5 separate regions of the Homo sapiens genome follow, and all the other regions are linked to region 1. Evidence: chromatin contacts called from ENCODE Hi-C or POLR2A ChIA-PET data. All regions are on one chromosome and are shown on one strand. The core of a region is the stretch at or near the end of the contact, and the rest is flanking DNA. Distances in the headings are between cores, read along the strand shown. Region 1 has its middle 23 kb from the start of CD83. Region 2 has its middle 74 kb from the start of EDN1. Region 3 overlaps DTNBP1 (dystrobrevin binding protein 1). Region 4 overlaps JARID2 (jumonji and AT-rich interaction domain containing 2). Region 5 overlaps JARID2 (jumonji and AT-rich interaction domain containing 2).

Region 1 (2,683 bases), core at 69-2,568:
AATGGTGATGTGTTTCCAGCTAACATCTGGAAGCCTTATTCTGCCAAAGATGAGAGATCACGGTACAGAATGTTCCTAATAAGAGTATTTTATTATCCATCCTGTACTCGCATGGTCCCTGTTCTCAATGACTTTATAGTCTTGTTGATAAGGTTTCAAACATGCAAGTATTGAGTAATATGTCAGACTGACTTCTAGAAAACGTTTTATTGACTATGATCAGGGGCCCAAATATAGGACACCAAAAAGAAGGATTTAGGGTGGACAAGTTGTAGAGAAGCTAAAGGAACCAAGGAAGGTGTCACAAAAGAGGTGGTTTGAGGAGTGTGTGATGCAAGGATAGGGTAATAATTCATCTCTAGTCTAAATCAGACCTTATTTTGGCAATTTTATTAGTCATCAACTACCGCAATAATGTATAACAAATAATGCCCCAAGTCTCACTGGCTGACGCCACAAACATTCATTTTTTTATTCACAGGTCTGTGGATTGGCAGGGACTCAGCTGATCTTGGCTGGGCTCCACTGGGCATGGCTCCAGGCTCCAGGTCTACTTTGGGCCTGCTTTATATATTTTGTTCTGGAACTGGCACCACCTGGGGCATAGTCTTCTTACGGTGATGGCGGAAATACAACAGGCCAAGTCAAATCATGCAAGCACATTTAAAGCCTCTTTTACATCATTTCCACTAGCGTCTGTTATTCAAGGCAAAGCCTGTGGCTGAGCCAAGCTTCCATGGGGTGAGGAAAAACACTGCACTCATTCTAGTGAGAGCCACTGCAAAGTCACATGGCAAAGGTCACGGGTGTAGAATTCTGTAACAGAGAGAGAGTGAAGAATGGGAAACAAAAATTCAATGTACCCCAGTCACATTTTTGAAAAAAATAGTGGAAAAATTGCAAACAGTATAGATTAAAAAAACAACAACAACAAAACCTGCACAGTACAGGAACCAAGTGAAGAATGTAGGTGGAGATAATTGTGTTTAGCTGGCCTGAAATGAAAAGACTAATAGTCACTTCCACCACTATCTTTGAGTTTGCAAGTTTGTGAGGGGCCTAATGCTGACTAGTGGACCCTCCTGGCTGAAAAAAAAAAGACAGTAGACTGGAGTTAAATGAGAACTCAAGTTGCGAGAAAAATCTTCCCTCTTTGGGAGATAAAGCCCTGGCAGCAAGAACTGAAGGAGGTAGAGTACTATTTCTGCATCTTCAGGGAGAGCTGCAAGGAGAGGGAGCTGTGTCTTGTCTCACTGAGGTGCCTGGACAAGATGAACATTTCAGGTCTTTTTCAGTTCTAGGTTTCTATGATGTCAGTGCTACTTCCCTTTCCAAAACCCCACAGTGGCCAGGCATCACAGTGCCACAAGTGAAAAGACCCATGACTGCCTTTATAAGTAAGTTCTTCTTTTGGTTTCTCTGGCAGGAGGCAGATGGAGGAGGAGAGAAAGGCCAGAGGTCTGTTTTGGGGTTGTTGTCTCTGGTTGTCTAAGTCATGCCAAGACACCACCCCTTGGAGCCTGGTTCCTGACATCCGGCAGCATGGCATACTTGAAGGGCATGATGTGGGGATAACAACAGAGCCCTGGCTGAGTCCGGTGGCTCACGCCTGTAATCCCAGCACTTTGGGAGGCCGAGGCAGGCGGATCACCTGAGGTCAGGAGTTTGAGACCAGCCTGGTCCACGTGACAAAACCCTGTCTCTACTGAAAATACAAAAAAAGTTTGCCGGGCATGGTGGCACACACACACACACGCACGCACACACACACACACATGCCCCCATAAGCATCCCAGTATTTGGAAGCAATCAGTTGATTTTTTTTCTTTTTAGAATTCAGTTTGGTGTTATAGGGACACTGCTAGCCTCAGGCAGTGCCGCAAGAGCAGATCAAGGCTCTGATTAAAAAATTCCTCAGTTGCTCCCAGCTGGAGATGTCTGCTTACAAAGCCCTTACAAAGAAATGTTTTTCAATAGGCAACATTCTCTGGTCTGGCCCCACCAAGGAAGTACAGCAGGAAATCTCACAGGCATCCCGATTGCCATTGCCCTCCTGCTCCCAGACACACACTTGGCCCCAACTGGCCTCTGACATGCTCCATGGGGAGCAAAATGGACTTGCTCCATTTTATCCATTGCTCTGGGCTCCACGGTGTTAAGCATGATGGCTTGGAAACTCTATATACCCAGTAAATGAATGCTTGTTGAATAACTTAATGAACACACCCCATGTCAGCCTATCTCCTCAATGCACATCCGCCAGCCACCTCAGCTCAGGCACCTCGCTGATTTTCAAAACATGGGCTAAAAGCTACCATAGGGCATCTAATTATACCTTCTGGTGTAGAAGGTGTTCTCTCATAGGAGGCCTTAGCCAAGTTTGAGAACAAGGACTTTGTATGGAATGAGCTGCATAATGGACAGCACTGGCTGGACCAGCCATTGGGGGTGTCTCTGGCTGAAATTTAACAAAGTTTCCATAGACCTTTTACCAGATTTACTGAGAATGTTGATTTCCTCTATTAAAGCTTAAACGTCAATTCAGGGGAATTTCCCCATAAATGTTGTGAGACTAAACGTGGCTTCTTGTGGGTTCCACATGGGAGCTCACCAGGATGTTGCCCAGCCTTTGTAAAGGTCTGCCTGGTTTCCTGTACCTAGTGGTCAACGTCAGCAGCTGTAC
Region 2 (2,683 bases), core at 57-2,556, 1.7 Mb before region 1:
CCAGAGACAATGCTTATTCCAATGTGGCCCAGGGAAGCCAAAAGATTGGATACTCTTGATACAGAGTGTGAGAGAAAGAGGGGCAAGGGTGGCTGAGTTTGCAGTTCTGTGCACCTGGAGCAATGAGTTGCTCTTTACTTGCATGACAAGAACGAACAGAGGCAGCTATAGCCAGGAAGTACAGGAGAACAGAAGTGGATATGTTAGGCTGAGATTCTTAGTAGCTACCCAAATAGGGATGTTGAGTAGGCAGTTGGATACTTAAGTTCTGATATAGACTAGAAGTCCAGGCCGTAGATGTAAATTTGGGATTATTCTGCATACATATATATGTCATTAGCTAGAACTTTGTCATGTAGTCAGGCCATCTACAGCTGCAAAGAAGGCAGAAAAGGAGAATATGTACCATCTCCAACTTCCATCGAGAAAGGCAGCAGACAGAAAAGGATGGGAAGGTCTGCTGGGTCATTCAACCAACAATGTCTGTATTACCTAACTTCTCAGCTCTTCCTGTACAAAATAAGAATAATAAAGTCTACTTTATATGATTATGGTCAAAATTACATGAGATAAGCTATAGAAACAGGCCAGGAGCCATGGCTCACGCCTATAATCCCAACACGTTGGGAGGCCGAGATAGGCAGATCACCTAAGGTTAAGAGTTCGAGACCAACCTGACCAACATGGTGAAACCCTGTTGCTACTAAAAATACAAAATTAGCGGGGCGTGGTGGCACATGCCTGTAATCCCAGCTACTCTGGAGGCTGAGGCAGGAGAATTGCTTGAACCCAGGAGGTAGAGGTTGCAGTGAATGGAGATCACACCATTGCACTCCAGCCTGGGCAACAAGAGTGAAACTCCATCTCAAAAAAAAAAAAAAAAAAAAAAAAATAGGAAAGAAACATAGCTCCTGTTATAATAGGACCTTTAAATATAGAAGTTCCCCTTTCTTTCCTTTCTGTGACCTGAGATGTCATGGAAAGTCCTTCATTAGCTCACCCCATATATTTATTTTTGGACTTCCTCATTGAACAAAATGATGACACTGCTATTTTTATAATCACTACTGCCGCAAAAAACAGGAACTTTTTCTTGTCCCCCAAAACCACAGATTTTCCAGAGCCTCACTGGTCAAGCTGGGCTCTTGCTTCTCAGTCCCACTTTCTTCTTATCTCAGGGGTTCTGTTTTTAATTTGACATTTCAGTTTCTGTGCATAACCATGGTAGAAGGATTTCCAGATTCTTGGTAATCATTAACCAACTCAAGACAGGCATAGCCCTGCCCTGCCTCCCCCTCAGCTGAGGCCTTGCTGGAGAATGTCTGGGAAGGGCATTCACAGAGCACGGAGACGTCCAAAGCCGCATGGAGGGTGCCTGGTGAAAGGCCAAGTGGGGGCCGAGTGTGGCCATGCCATGGGACAAGGTTGAAGAGAGCCTAATGGCATCTGAGGAAAAAGAACTCTAAGGAAGCTATTCTTGGGGAAACGGAACATTCACCCCCAAATCTGGCCAAGCACTGTGCAGTAGACTTCTTAGGCTCCTTCTCAGCCTTATCGTTGACTCGATATTTACTTTACCCTCCCTTCCCCCTGTGCAGGGAGAAGGCCGAGACGTTTATGCCTATAGAGCGGGCCATAAAATCTTGACTCTTAGATAATATCATTTTATCATTCTTTGTAGTAGGAAAACAATAAATATTTTAAAATATGTTTGTCTGTGTTTTCAGACTTAGTGGCCAACCTGTGTGTGTGTGTGTGTGTGTGTGTGTCTGTGTGTGTGTGTGTGTGAGAGAGAGACAGAGAGAGAGAGAAAGAGAGAGAGAGAAAGAGAGAAAGAGAGAGAGAGTCTGCTAGGCCTGCCATAACAAAATACCAGACTGGGTGTCCTATATAACAGAAATTTATCTTATAGTTCTGGAGGCTGGAAGTTCAAGATCAAGGTGTTGGCAGGTTTGGTTTTTCCTGGGGCCTCTCTCCTTGGCTTGTAGATGCCGTCTTCTCCTGTGTCCTCACAGGGTCTTCCCTCTGTGTGTGTCTGTGTCTTACATCTCTTGTTCTTATAAGGAGATCAATTGTTGTGGATTTGGACCCACACATATGGCCTCATTTTACCTTAATTACCTCTTTACAGATTCTTTCTCCAAATACAGTCACATTCTGAGGTACTGAGCATTAGAACTTCAATATATGAATTTTAGAGGGACACAGTTTAGCCCACAACAGTGTGTGTGTGTGTGTGTGTGTATGTAACAGTGTATATACACACACATATACATACACGTAACATATATACAGACATATATAGTCACACACATATGCAGACACACACACACTGTTATGTGTGTGTATATATACAGTTATATACAGTATGTAAAAACCCATACTATATATAAAATATATATTATGTAGATTTTTATGTATACTTCTTATTACACACACATCCACACAATTCTGAGATACTGTCCAATTGTGCTTGAAACTTCCTCCTGTCTGCCTTGGGTAGCTTTCCCCATAAAGTAGACCTCACATTTCTCTGCTCTTCCGGACACTTGTTGTCTGCATTAGTTAATCTTTGCAAATTTCTCTGCAGGGCAGGCTCCCTTAACCTTCTAACCTCACCATGACTGTTAAGTAGGAACGGAATGGAGGCACTCTGCTCCGGGGAAACTTCACCAGTGGAGCC
Region 3 (2,683 bases), core at 96-2,595, 1.5 Mb after region 1:
GTGCTGGAATTACAGGTGTGAGCCACCCCACCCAGCCTACATTGTTTTTTGTTTTATTAAATGAAAAACTGACTAGGAGATTCAGCTTGGGAGCTAGTACTCCTAGTACTAAAGAAGCAATATTCAGCTCATTCTGTTATAACTAGTCTGACATGGTCTTAAAATGTATAAAACACTATCATAGCTAATAGGATTATTTAAAAGGCTGTTTCATTTTGATTAGTGATAAAAACTAGAATAGTTAAATTTAATATAGACTCCATTTAACTCTAAGCTACTTGGTGCATTCAGTATCGTGCATGTATGCTTAGCATATGGGGGACGGGTTAAGAGCTAGGCTTTGAAGCACAAGCTTAAAAACCCAGCTCTGCTCCTGCCAGATGAGATGCAATGTGATACCTCGTCTGTGAAGAGAGAGCTAACAACACATATCTTGCAAAGCTGTTAAAAGGATTAAATGAGCCGAAGTACCTAAACTTAATACTTGACAGTAAATAATTAATGTTTGAATATAAAAAATAGAGAAAATTTTTAGATTAGCTAAGTTTTATATTTAATAAAAGTGATTGAAAACTAATAATTTCATTGACCAGTAATGATCATGATGTAAACAAGATCTATGGATCTATTAGATCAAAATGTCAACAACATTTTCATTTTTATCTTACAAACTTACACACCTATAAGTTATTTTCCAGGCTATAGTCTTAGACTTAAGATCTCCTACAGGTAAAAGGAATTAAATTTCAAATGATTTTTCTGAAAAGAAACTATGTAATGGAGCCAACAATTATTCTATGCTGGAAAATGTGTATGTTCTTTTTACCTCTTTAATCTTTATCTGGACAGATGGCAATTTCCATTTAGATTCTAGCTCTGTTGGTTGACTACAGAGCTAATGAGGCCAGGAACTTAAATGAGGTTGATCTCTAGGCAGGCCAATTAATTTCTCACAGACAGAAATTCTGTTCTAGGTACAAATTGTACTTGCTGCCCTAGTCACTCTTTTGTTAATAACGTGGGGACCAGATGAAAACATGTGAGTGGTTTATCAACCTGGAATTCCTAATGAGAAACAAACTGTACATACTTCTGAATAGGACGGCCTCATGCTCTTGTGCTGAATGACAAATTTAGACTAAAAATGCTTGAAATAGTCCGTGGTCATTTTACTGCTAACACCAAATTCATATTTATGTTCTCCCCTTTAAAAAGCTTCACAGGCTCCCCAGCCCTTTCAAGTTAAACTCCTTATCATTCAGAGAGCTACTGCTCTCTGGCCACAAACTGTTTACTTCACTTCTTTCCTTCACATATTCTACATTACAGCAAAACAAGAGGAGTACTGAGCGTTGGTGCCTCCTCCTCCTTGCCTCTGCCTGTCCCTAACCCCGGCCTGTCTTTTCAGGCTTAGGCCAGTGGCAGCCCGCCCTCCTCCCACAGGGCTCCCTTCCTCTTCTGTGCTTCCCCAGACCTTTCAGCCTCACACAGGACTCACATTCTGACTGATATCATCCAACCAGTTGTGTACTCTCATATCTCTCAGGAATCAGTAAGGGCCTTAAAGGTGCAGACTGTATTTTTGCTTTTTTGCTATCCCCTAATAACCCTGTCTGTTGAATTCAATAAAGAATAATTTCTGGTGATAGAATGATTTTATTACTCTAACATGTAAAATAACTGAGAAGGCAAAACTATTCATGGTCATCTAGTTTAAATATTAAGAGACTATGCCAAATTTTGTAAAAGAATAAACATGAGCAGAGAACTTAGAAAACATTAAACAACATGATGATACTTTTAGTATATTAAACCAGGTCACATTATCAGTGACTTAAAACAGAAGAAATGATGAAAATTTTCCATTTTAACACTTAGCAGACTTGAAATCAGTAACAAAATATAAAATAATTGCATTGAAAAAAATAAAGGTTCATCCCCTTATATTAAACTTAAAAAAGCTCTTCATATAATAATGACAAGTACATACGTAATGTGTATTCCGAATATTTTATGTTGAATTTAAGTTAGCAGAAATTTAATTTCCCTGTCACAGCCTGCTCATTTCCTGTTGCAAAACAAGTTGCATATATGAGTACATTTGGTAACCAACTTAGGATGCATATACATAAAATACTAGCAGGCCTCCATGGACACAAATATACCTTTACAAGAAGCTCAAGCCTCACCATTTTGCTCGCTATAACAACCGCATATGTCTCATTTAGTGATCAGTGAAAGAGATAGGTAGAATTTTATTGTGAAAAGCCATTTGGGAATGCCTGACAGCTGTGCAAAAAAGAGCTTCACAAATTTTTGCAAGAAGGCCGTCCCAGAGGAAAAGCAATTCTGTTTGGAATTTTTCTTTGTGCCATTTGTTTCAAATACATATCATCTGTAGTGTAACCACTGATATATAAAGAATGAAGCAGCACACTAAAATTATTTCCCACTTAATGAGTTATTTTCTAACAAAATAATTAGCCTTATGGAACAAAGAACTCTCCTTGGCTGCAAACCCATAGGTCACAGAGGCCAGGTACTGAAAGACCACAAGACTGTTCAAATGCTTACGTTACACTTTTATGTACTAAGGTAATAAGGTAATGATGGTATGAATAAGGAAACTTTAAGAAGTACATTAACTTGCAAAAGCCATTATGGAACAAATGAGATCTATGTA
Region 4 (2,683 bases), core at 59-2,558, 1.3 Mb after region 1:
AACCTGTTTACTATTTCTGCTTATAAGCGTTTCTATCATCAACTTTAATGTTAGTAGGAAGAAAAACTTTCTCATCTTCATATATTGACTTTAATTAGTGATTAGTTTCTGGTGATGAGATATATTGAATCAAAGATGGTCTGGTTTTTCCAATATCTCCTTTCTGCTATTATTAAATAAATGAAGAATCACAACAGAGTTTCCCGATACTGGTACTAACACACTGTTTTTGTGTTGTTGGTGGATTAGGACTGAATTACCTCTGACTCAGAGATTCAGGGTTAATGAGATTTTCATCATTGAGTTGGGGCAACCGAAGCTTTGAATGGATGATAGCAGATTGATTCTGTTTCTTGAAGCCAGTAGGTGCTCGTTTTATGTTTCAGTGAATGAAAACTTGTGTCCACTGTAACCTTTTTGCTTTTTCTGAGAATAGTGAATTCTCATTTTCAGAGAATTACTGTCAAGAAAAACATGTATCAAGCCATTCCGTGTGCTCTGTTTAAACAGTTACCTGGTTTCCTTAGTTACAAAGGTTTCCCTTCTTTCTCTCTACAGTTAGTTACTAAGCTTTTAACGCGTACCAGTCTTGATGTTAAGGAGTTGTCAGAATATAGATTTTTTCATGCCAGGAGGCTGATTTGGGAGATGGCGGGACTGAATTCTAGAGCAGCCATTCTGAGTTTATAAGATCTCTGGCACAGGCCATACCCCAACCAGTTAAGTCAATGTGAGGGTGAGGAAGTCATTAAGTGGTTTCCAGGGCGGCCATGCCTGACCACTAGTATTCTAGGAGAGTGCTCCCAGTGAGTGCTGCAGAAGCTTGAACACAAACCACCAGCAGTGGTGATAAGAAGACTTGTTAGAAAGGTAGGAATGTAGCTTTCTAGGAAATGCAGTGAAGAATGTTTTAGGGAGAATCTTTGCTTCAGGAGCTCAAGGATTATGGAAGAAGAAATTCAAACCACAGTGTGTAGGTATAGCAGCATGGTGTGACTCGCAGGTTGGTAAATAAAAACTTTTCTGAGTGGGAATGATTTTCTGCAGTCTCCCTGCAAGTCGTAGGGTTTACTCCTTTGGATGTTGCGCTGCTGTATACTTTACTGTCCCAACAGCTTTTCTGACGGTATGTCCTGCCCCTGATGTGGCATCCAGAGGTTGCTCTTCTGGATTCTTCCTGGATTCATTGACTGGAGAGAAAGTTCATTTCACTGCCACACACATATTTTTGATTTGCGGCCGCCTGAAACCTGAATAGTCTTGGTGTTGCTCAGAGAGTATCTCATGACTATATTTTTAGCTACCCGCGTGGGCAGGCCCTAGGCAGTGTCACTTCACTCACTCGGCCCCTCATTTTTCTTATTTGCATTGAAAGCCTAAGTATAAATAAGGCTATCTGTGGGTAGCGGTGGGGGGTGTGTGTTAGAGAGAGGTGGGTAGGGTTGATTATAACCTCAGCGGGTATTAGAATTTCCCCACCAGCAGTGACAGATGGATTTCTTTTTCCTTTTTTTTTTTTATTTGAGATGGAGTCTCCCAGGCTGGATTGCAGTGGCACAATCTCTGCCTCCTGGGTTCGAGCAATTCTCCTGTCTCGGCGTCCTGAGTAGCTGGGACCACAGGCACCCGCCACCATGCCTTGCTAATTTTTGTGTTCTTAGTAGAGATGGCATTTCACTGTCCTGGTCAGGTTGGTCTTGAACCCCTGACCTCAGGTGATCTATCTTCCTCGGCCTTCCAAAGTTTTGGGATTACAGGCGTGAGCCACCACGTCTGGCCGACTGATGAATTTCTAAGTCCTCCACTGTTACATTAGCAAAACCAAAACCTCATCTCTTATGAGTTAGGGCTTGTGATGTCAAATGTAGATTTTCAGAGAATGGCTCTTGAGTAATTTCTCTTTCTATCCAAGACTCTTCTGTGTTAGTCATTCTTTATATTTTATTTATTTCTATTTTATTCCTTTATAATATTTAATTAATTAATTTTTTTTGAGACTGAGTCTCACTGTGTAGCCCAGGCTGAAGTGCAGTGGCATGATCTCAGTTCACGGCAATGCCTCCTGGGTCCTGGTTCAAGCAGTTTTCTTGCCTCAGCCTCCCAAATAGCTGGAATTACAGGCATGTGCCACCATGCCCAGCTAATTTTTGTATTTTTTGTAGAGACGGAGTTTCACCGTGTTGGCCTGGCTGGTCTTCAACTCCTGACCTCGTGATCTGCCCGCCTCGGCCTCCGAAAGTCCTGGGATTACAGGAGTGAGCCACTGTGCCCGGCCTATTTATCTTATTTTTATGAGACAGGGTCACACTCAGTTGCCCAAACTGGAGTATAGTGGCTCAATCATAGCTCACTGTAACCTCAGAATGCCTGTGTTCAAGCGATCTTCTCACCTCAGCCTCTTGAGTAGCTTGGACCACAGGAGTGTGCCGTCATGCCTAATTTTAAGTTTTTAACTAATTTTAAATTTTTGTTGTTGTAGAGATGAGGGTCTCTTGCTATATTGGCCAGGGCTGTCTTGGACTCCTGGGCTCAAGCAATCCTCCTACCTTAGCCTCCCAGTGTGTGAGAATTACAGACATGAGCCACTGCGCCCAACCTAGTCTTTCTTTTTTAAAGCATTGTTTTCCCAAAGGCTCTGAAAACCTTGTTAGCCAAAAAAAGGCACAGCAAGGTCCGCCAACCT
Region 5 (2,683 bases), core at 125-2,624, 1.2 Mb after region 1:
AACAAATTAGAAAGAGAAGAAAATATTTTCGCGAGAAATGACTGCTAGTTTTCATTAGCAGTTGTTAGTGCAATGACAGTTCTGATAAGGTTCCCAAGAGCACTCATTGCTACAGTGAGAACTCAGAATTCCATGGGTATCTTTTCGGGCTCGGTGGTTCACGCCTGTAATCCCAGCACTTTGGGAGGCAGAGGCGGATGGATTATCTGAGGTCAGGAGACCAGCCTGGCCAACATGGTGAAACCCCGCCTCTAGGAAAAATACAAAAATTAGCTGGGTGTGGTGGTGCATGCCTCTAGTCCCAGCTACCCGGGAGGCTGAGGCAGGAGAATTGCTTGAACCCAGGAGGCAGAGGTTGCAGTGAGCTGAGATCATGCCACTGCATTCCAGCCTGGGCAACAGAGTGAGACTCCATCTCAAAAAAAAAAAAAAAGAAAAAATTTCCTTGAGTTTCTTATGTTTTGTTAACTTTCTGTTATTTGTACGGTTGAAACCTCAGAGGATTAGGATAATTGCCTTTTCCAGTTTCCCTGAGCTGCTGAAAATAAACTTTCATATTTTTACTCTCCATACTCAGTATAGTTTACATCTTTAAAAGTGAACATTTATACATGTATTACTTACAAAAACACTCCCTTCTCTCAGTAAAGACCCAAATCAATCCACTAGCAAACTAGAACAAGAGAAGTTAGTGCTGGGTATCCTTAAATGTGTTCTGAGAATGATTTTATTTGCGGGGGTGGGGGGCGGGTGGAGCAGAGAGGATGCTTTGGTGGTGAAATAATTTTGGGGTGCTTGGGTTCTAAGAGGATCATGGTGTACACGAACACATCTGAAGGAAAGAAACCTGGCTATCTGTACCCGACATTTGTCAAACTTCACTGACCCGTGAGCCTTAATTTTGAATACAACCCCTTGGACATAGGGTTCTCTGGAGCCTCCTTTGAGAAGGACCAAAGTCTTGTAAAGAACGTTGAGTGTAGTTTTTGTCCCTGCTGCCACCACCTAATTTGTAAGGATGAGGGCATCAGTAGGTAGCTTGTAATCTTCATTGGGTTCTCAAATTTTAGGTGTGTGTACAACAGAGGTGTGTTTGGTAGAGGAAGGGATGACTGGGATCATGAGTTAAGGTCTTGCATACTGAGGTGGTGGGGCAGTTTCAGAGGGAACCAAAACATTTGTTGAGTCCCAGCTTTTCATCAGGACTCCTGTGCTTTGTGTCAGAAATAGATGCCATCCCTTTTTCTGTAGGAAGGAATTTATAGTTTGGAGAAGGTAGAGTTGGATTTGGAACCTCAGTTGGCCTGCGTTGAGAACTGCTGGTTTCCTGCTCAGTTAGGCCAGTTAGGGGGAAATAAGAAGACTGCCAAAACCTGTGGCTTGTGTCTCAGTTCCCTTTCTCCAGCCACTGCACCAGAGTTTGGGCGCCACACAGATGGTTCTCAGTGGCAGTTCGCAGAGCGGTCCTCATTTGGCCGGAAGCTACTCAGGCAGCCTCTGTTTCCTCACTTCAGCGGGGTGGGCTTGGGTGTGGGTGAAAGAGATAAGATATTTAGCAGTGAGTCATTTTTTTCTGGTAGTTTGACCTGGTTGCTTTGAGGATGATTGCTTCATCCTTTCTCGTACTTTACCCACTGTCCCTTAGGAAAATGGGGGTCCTGTCCGGCCAGTGTTGTTGGTATCTCAGGCCCTGTGGATGTGGGATTCTGCATATCTCTTGAACTGCCTGTTTCCTCCCAACCTCCAAAAGGTTATAATGTCCCCATTCTTCTATGAGTGACCAACATGGAATGCCATGTATGCTCAAAATATGATTTCTCATTGGCCCAGTGTTTGTAAGAAGAAACCTCTGATTTAGGGTGTGCTTCTTTATCTCCTGCATTTGGGGTTGGGATAGGCAGAAATCTGTTGGAAAAATTTTCCGCAGTGAAGGTTGGATGGGTGTTCTGTCCTGTTTTTAATTCTTTGACCACAGGACCTTTTCTCTTGTAAACACTTAAAAACCTCTAAGGCTAATGAGCAAAGCCTGGTGTGATGTATATTTTAAGGAAAGGTGTATAACAATACATGTGTACAAGGAGGGAAGCGGAGAAGGGCATGGGAGTAGAAGGGATCATTCCCCTGCAATTGGATAAGTGACATTTAAGCTGCATTCCATGTAAGCTTTTGGGCCTGGAAACCTTCCCCTCCCATCTTCCTGAGATACTGTGCTTGTTGTGAGCTCATTCAGAGTAATAAACTGTACCCGTAATTCATGAGCTTGCAAGGCCTTCTTTAACCGCTTGCAGCCAGGAGACTAATGACAACATTTAAAATTATAGATTGCTCATTTTGGAGTCTATCTGTTTCGAGTTATGAATGAAATTTCTTAGCCACTTACTGGACAGTAGAACCTGTTTGCAAAGACCCAGTGTCCTCATGTTGTGTGTGTGTGTGTGTGTGTGTGTGTGTGTGTGTGTGTGAGAGAGAGAGAGAGAGAGAGAGAGAGACAGAGAGGAGGGGTGGAGAAAGGGAGCAAGCAGTCCCCCCTTTATGTATGATTCTTAGAGGTGTTACAGGATGCAGTAACCATGAGGACTCTGGTGTTGCACAGAAGTTGAATTCTTACTTGGAAAGTTTAGGTCTGGGACGGAAGGGTGACAGAAAAAGGTTAAGGTTACCCACACTCTATCAGTGGTAGTTA

The links. Hi-C counts contacts between places; a loop is a spot of excess contacts on that map. ChIA-PET counts read pairs that join two places held with the same protein, here RNA polymerase II (POLR2A). Pooled maps may share reads with other maps.
Region 2: a loop to region 1 is called in a map with no recorded cell type, with 5 times the contacts of the local background. The contact joins two enhancer-like sites. A Hi-C loop is called at or near these places in 5 of 37 single-sample maps with no recorded cell type and 2 of 50 pooled maps.
Region 3: a pooled map shows a loop between it and region 1 (3-fold over the local background). The contact joins two enhancer-like sites. A Hi-C loop is called at or near these places in 1 of 50 pooled maps. POLR2A ChIA-PET finds 5 or more read pairs at or near these places in 2 of 52 experiments (activated CD4-positive, alpha-beta T cell and activated T-cell).
Region 4: a loop to region 1 is called in a pooled map, with 4 times the contacts of the local background. The contact joins two enhancer-like sites. A Hi-C loop is called at or near these places in 1 of 37 single-sample maps with no recorded cell type and 3 of 50 pooled maps. POLR2A ChIA-PET finds 5 or more read pairs at or near these places in 3 of 52 experiments (MCF 10A, activated B cell and activated CD4-positive, alpha-beta T cell).
Region 5: a loop to region 1 is called in a map with no recorded cell type, with 15 times the contacts of the local background. The contact joins two enhancer-like sites. A Hi-C loop is called at or near these places in 3 of 37 single-sample maps with no recorded cell type and 2 of 50 pooled maps.

What each region holds. Positions count from the first base shown.
Region 1 is chr6:14,092,978-14,095,660 of GRCh38, forward strand. No RefSeq gene overlaps it. Among named protein-coding and RNA genes, the nearest start is that of CD83, 23 kb to the right of the region's middle. RefSeq lists enhancers at 1,358-1,487, 2,381-2,510 and a cis regulatory region at 2,359-2,683. Within about 2 kb of position 1,319, at least 8 of the 41 ENCODE cell types and tissues checked have a DNase peak (open chromatin) inside an H3K27ac peak, as active enhancers do.
Region 2 is chr6:12,362,750-12,365,432 of GRCh38, forward strand. No RefSeq gene overlaps it. Among named protein-coding and RNA genes, the nearest start is that of EDN1, 74 kb to the left of the region's middle. RefSeq lists an enhancer at 867-1,186. Within about 2 kb of position 1,307, at least 10 of the 41 ENCODE cell types and tissues checked have a DNase peak (open chromatin) inside an H3K27ac peak, as active enhancers do.
Region 3 is chr6:15,620,451-15,623,133 of GRCh38, forward strand. The region is part of intron 5 of DTNBP1 (dystrobrevin binding protein 1); the gene reads right to left. Among named protein-coding and RNA genes, the nearest start is that of DTNBP1, 41 kb to the right of the region's middle. RefSeq lists an enhancer at 1,305-1,404. Within about 2 kb of position 1,346, at least 20 of the 41 ENCODE cell types and tissues checked have a DNase peak (open chromatin) inside an H3K27ac peak, as active enhancers do.
Region 4 is chr6:15,358,208-15,360,890 of GRCh38, forward strand. The region is part of intron 1 of JARID2 (jumonji and AT-rich interaction domain containing 2); the gene reads left to right. Among named protein-coding and RNA genes, the nearest start is that of JARID2-AS1, 110 kb to the left of the region's middle. Within about 2 kb of position 1,309, at least 2 of the 41 ENCODE cell types and tissues checked have a DNase peak (open chromatin) inside an H3K27ac peak, as active enhancers do.
Region 5 is chr6:15,298,262-15,300,944 of GRCh38, forward strand. The region is part of intron 1 of JARID2 (jumonji and AT-rich interaction domain containing 2); the gene reads left to right. Among named protein-coding and RNA genes, the nearest start is that of JARID2-AS1, 51 kb to the left of the region's middle. Within about 2 kb of position 1,375, at least 10 of the 41 ENCODE cell types and tissues checked have a DNase peak (open chromatin) inside an H3K27ac peak, as active enhancers do.